Regions from separate parts of the Mus musculus genome. Here region 2 is linked to region 1. A link is a loop called in an ENCODE intact Hi-C map of the cell type or tissue named here. Cell type or tissue: left cerebral cortex. All regions are shown on one strand.

Region 1 (2,500 bases):
TGACCCCTGTATGTCTGATATTAAAGTGAGCTTTACGAAATCAGGCAAATTATGAAGAAAAGGGCTGCTATTTTAAGTTACCAACATAAAATAATCAATGTAACCCCAACACTGTTAAGATGGAAATATTATTCACAGGACAGAATGTCCCTCAACTGAAAGGGTGGCAAGTACACTGCATACATACACACGAATTTCTTTAGACGTTTAAGGTACATTTTAGCAGTACCTTAAAACGATGTTCTCAGTCAAGGCAAAAGGACCTTAAGTTCAAGGCCACCCCAAGATACTTTAGGCTATAGTTTTTCCTCAAACTACTTTTAACATATAGAAGGTCTAAAGTAAGAACTAAAATCATTAGCTATTTTACTAGTTTATTTTTAAAAAAAAACAAAATGAGGAAGAGACCTGAGAAAGTGGCCGTGGCTTGTAATTCCAGTACTCAGGAAGCCAGAGCTAAATGAGCTCCTAGCTCAAACCGGGGGTGGGGTGGGGGCGGGGGTGTTCGGCAATTAACAAACTTGGTAGACCCTACTTTTGGCCTTTATGCGATACTGAACCTATATGTTCTCACATTTAAGTATTTCAAGGATAAGCCCGAAGAAAGCCAGAACAGTGAAAGGCTAAAACATTCTAAGCATGTGCTAATTATCCTTCCGACAAAAGGGCGTAGGGGAAAAGAGACTACGCATTTCTTTTCCTTTATGTACACCATCAAAAATTACGGGGGTAGGAGGAACGAAAAGATAGCTATAATCTGAGTTTAATTTCGCGACAAATTACAGGAAGATCACACCTTCCTACCACGCCAACGAAATATCTGACATAGACTCCGCTGCTGGCAGCCTAAGAAAGATACCGGAAAGAAAGCGAATCAAACCCTAATTTCAAGCGTTTGCTGCTTGAGCCAGATTCCCCTCTCCCCTGCATCGCCTCGACTTATGCCATCGCAGGGTTTATAAATGTTATGTCTGAAAATACAGCAGAGAGTGGGCTGGGGTCTTCCACCTCCGCAGCGAAAAAGAGAGCATCAACCCTCGTTACGTGTAACCGAGAGGCCGGCGACCTCGGAAAGCCGGCATGCGGCCAGTGCCCGCGGCGGCTCGGCGCTCGTGCGGCGGCCTGAGTGCGCAGCGGGCCCTGAGCTCTCTGCTGTTCGGACTCCCGGGCCAAGCTCCCACCTCCCTTCGCACCGCCCGGTGGTAACCGGCGGCCTCTCTGATTAGGCGACGCGGACCTCGATCTCCCCCGCGGGCCACACCGGGCGTGCCCGGCACTCATCAGGGCCCAGCCCCTGGCCGGGCGAGCGCCAGCTCCGCCGGCTCCTGCGATGCCGGAAAGCCCCCCAACCCGCCCTGGGAACCCCAAAGAAAGGCCGGAGTAGCCCCCGTAGCCCGCGACGCTGGGGTTGTGTTCACCTCCGGCGGCTCCGGCTCGCTGCGGCTTCTCTGGCTTCTCCTCTCCCGCCTTCCCGTCCGCCATCTTCCTCGCCGCGGCCTCCCCCTGCAGCCCGGGCAAGAACGTCACGGCCCCGCCCAGCAACCACAAAGCTTCGGGCGGGCCAGCGAGGCCGCAGCCTAGAGAGGACCTGGAACCCGAGACGGGGACGGATGTGACGTCGTTGGCTGGAACGAGGTGTGTGGTGACGGCTATGGAGGACTGGGCGGTGGGATGGCACGTCCGGGTTAGTACGGACTCACCGATCGTGGAACGGTGGGTTCAATCCTAGGTGCTTCCACGCTCAGCGGTGGTCGCGGCTGGTCCTTCATTTTACGGGATAGGGCTGTGTTCTTACAGAGAAACGTCAGCAGTTAACGGACGCTGTCTTAGTGTTGACACCGTCCAGTGCGGTCCGGTGTGCAATTATCGTTTCCATTTGTGCAATGACACCGAAAAGAGACTTATGGAAGATCACGTCGTAGAGCCTTACGGAAATTGGGGCGGAAGAAATTTCCGCGGCTTTTGCATTCGTGAAAAATTCAGCGTGAGAGTTGTAGCAAGCAAGCAAACATTAAAAGCAGAAATAGGTATACGTGGAGGTCAAGGGCGCTTCCTGCTGTTTCAGAGGACAGTTCAATTCCCAGTTGGGTGGTCTACAGTTAACTGATAACTCCAGTTCCAGAAATCCGACTACTAAGAGTTCACACTCACTTGCATATATTCAAACACCTGTTTAAAAAAAAATACATAAAAAACAAACAAAATCCCCGGCTACACTCCGAAGGGCAGGAGCTGTCTTTCTTACGGAGAAGGGTAGTTTGCTCTACTGCAGTTTGGAGATGTCGGCTTTGTATCTACCCTATTCCACTCATCCCTTCTCTAATAACGTTTAAAATACGCCCCAGCCCAGCTTCAACGTTCGGAATTGCTTTGAATTAGAAGTTATTCACTTCTTGGTGTTTTTCAAGGAGTTTTCTTTACTCCTATAAAACTGTCTGGAGTAAAACTGTCTGCTGGTTAAATCGCCCTATTCTTTCAAGGTAAAAGTATCCGACAGAGT
Region 2 (2,500 bases), 56 kb before region 1:
TAGCTTTTCTTAGGAAAGTCTGATTAAAGGGAAAAAAAAAAACCAAAAGACCAGTAACAGTTCCTGGGTTTTCTCTCTCTCTCTTTTTTTTTTTTTTGTTTGTTTGGGTTTTTCGAGACAGGGTTTCTCCGTATATTAGAGCTCACTGTCCTGGAACTCACTTTGTAGACCAGGCTGGCTCGGGACTCAGAAATCCACCTGCCTCTGCCTCCCAGTGCGCCACCACGCCTGGCTGTAACAGTTCCTGTTACCTGCAAATGCTTAGATGGATCTTAATTGTATTGGCAACATTCTTTTTATGTGTATTCTCAAGATTTGATTCAAATATCCCGTTAGCGGTTTTTTTTTTTAAAGTACAAAGGTCATGAAGCCACACCCTGTACAAACCTGTATCTGAATCTCTTGGGAGAAAGATGCTCTCCATTTTTACCCTTCATTTCCTTCATAGACGATGGAAACACTCTAACCACTGTCTGGTTTCTTGAGCCCACTGCCACCTGCTTGCTCCTTACCTGTGGTACCACAAACGTTTAAAAGCGTCATAGATAATGTGTGTGTCTTCTAGGCAGAAATAAAGAAAAATAGCTTCTTTAACTAAAGTCATTGGGTTGGGAAGCCTGGAACCTTCTAGCTTCAAGGAATAAGCACAAAGCGTCCGGGCATTACAAGGAAACGGGATTGAGAGTTACTTCTGCATGTTATTTAATCATCTAAGCAATCTGGACCTGCATAGTCGTCACCATGGTGATGTTTCTAGAAAATTACTTAGGTAGTTTGGAGAAAATTCGTAACACTGAAGCACTTAATGCTCGGTAATACTGCGACAGTATTTGGCCCAGAGGCTCAGACAGTGGCAATCAATTGCTACAGTTTCAAACTCGGCGGTATCTGGTATATCTAGTCTCAGAGTATACAGAACAACTGACTCAGTTACCGTTTACGGGGAGGGTCTCAGGGAAACAAACAGCGAACCGCTCAAACACGTGGCTTTACAGAGAGCGTGGGAAAGGAAAGGGAGGGCGGTGGGGGAGGGCCCTGCCAAGACTTAAGATGTCTGCTGAGGACCCCCGTATCTGCCCGAGAGAGCGCGTTCCCTCTTCCAACATGTCCTCCGCAGTGTTGACGTCACACCGCCGGCTCCCTGGGAGCGCAGAGCCGTAGCGCGCTCCAATCGGGGTGGCGGCCCCGCCCCGCTCCCGCGCGTCACTTCCGGTGGTGCAGCAGCCATTTTGTCAGTCGCCAGCGGATCCCGCGCGCTGCCGAAGTGCAGTTCCCCCTGGTTACCAGGTGGTCGGTTCTTCCCCTCCGCGCTGCCGGCGGGCGGGCAGGCGGGCGCCCTCGGAGAGAGAGAGCGCCCACCACAGGCGTCGCCTTCGCTCCTCCCCGGGTCGCCGCGGCCCCTCTCCCGAGCCGCGGCGCTGTCTGCCTCTCCTTACCACTGACAGGCGCCCCCGAGGGCGCTGCCGGCGGCTATGTCAAGCGAGGAGAGCTACCGGGCCATCCTGCGCTACCTGACGAACGAACGCGAGCCCTATGCGCCGGGCACCGAGGGCAATGTCAAGCGGAAGATCCGCAAGGCCGCCGCCTGCTACGTCGTGCGCGGCGGGACCCTCTACTACCAGCGGCGGCAGCGGCACCGCAAGACCTTCGCCGAGCTGGAGGTGGTGTTGCAGCCGGAGCGTCGCCAGGGCCTCATCGAGGCGGCCCATTTGGGCCCCGGGGGCACCCACCACACCCGGCACCAGACCTGGCACGACCTGTCCAAGACCTACTGGTGGCGAGGTGAGTGCGCCGGGCCCCGGGGGCCGAGGGGGGCGGCTCGGCCCGGCCTGCGTGCGCACCCGCGAGCCCTCAAGTCTGGGGACCGGGCCGTATCCTTAGCCCGGAGGCGTGCGTGCGTCCGTTCGGCTGCGCGGCAACCGCGGGACCCAGCCGAGCCAAGCGGAGCAGAGCGGGCTGGGGACGCGAAAGCAGCCGCACTTCCCCTACAGGAAGGAGGCCCGGGAGGCTGGGGGCGGACCCTCGCCCGGGGTGGGGCTTCGGGGGCTTCCCTCGGGGCCGGGCCAGGCGGTGGAGGGCGTGGTGCGGCCTATCTGGGCCCGCCCCCGAGGCCCTTAGGGGATGGTGGGAGACCCAGAGGCAGAGGCAGACCTACCCTCTCCCTCTCCCTTCTGCCGTAGAAAAAGCTGTCCCAAACCCTGGCTGCCGTCTCCCAGTGAGTGCCGCTCGGATTTGGCCATTGGACTAGGTCCAAATGTCTGTTTCTGCAACTGCGACACAGAAACAAGGAATAATGTGGTTATTAGGACTAATGATGGCGCAGTCGCTGTGAGTCCCGGTTTTAGGGCATTAGGCAGCCTTCCAGACTGCCAGATCCTTTTTCTCGGGAGATGGGACAAGACCGACATACCATAAGAGGTTTTATTTTATTAGGAGGAATGATGACACTTGTGTCGTATGTTTTTTCTTGTTTTGAGTGTGGCACTCCTCCCACCTCAGC

The links. Hi-C counts contacts between places; a loop is a spot of excess contacts. Peaks named below come from ENCODE experiments on the same cell type or tissue, not always from the same donor. Only the 100,000 strongest peaks of a DNase experiment are listed, where the experiment ranks them.
Region 2: it touches region 1 in a loop (5-fold over the local background); 21 of 42 quality-filtered maps call a loop at or near these places.

What each region holds. Positions count from the first base shown.
Region 1 is chr16:56,028,185-56,030,684 of GRCm38, forward strand. It overlaps Pcnp (PEST proteolytic signal containing nuclear protein), which reads right to left and starts at 1,533. Exons shown (of 5, transcript NM_001024622.2): 1 at 1,419-1,533. The coding sequence starts at 1,482. In left cerebral cortex, no CTCF peak of the experiment used is centred here; DNase peaks (open chromatin) are centred at 956 and 1,585; H3K4me3 peaks cover 2,441 bases; H3K27ac peaks cover 1,852 bases.
Region 2 is chr16:55,972,590-55,975,089 of GRCm38, forward strand. It overlaps Zbtb11 (zinc finger and BTB domain containing 11), which reads left to right and starts at 1,215. Exons shown (of 11, transcript NM_173026.2): 1 at 1,215-1,782. The coding sequence starts at 1,473. It overlaps Zbtb11os1 (zinc finger and BTB domain containing 11, opposite strand 1), which reads right to left and starts at 2,028. Exons shown (of 1, transcript NR_027965.1): 1 at 679-2,028. In left cerebral cortex, CTCF peaks have their summits at 1,297 and 1,500; DNase peaks (open chromatin) are centred at 1,158, 2,033 and 2,481; H3K4me3 peaks cover 2,059 bases; H3K27ac peaks cover 1,856 bases.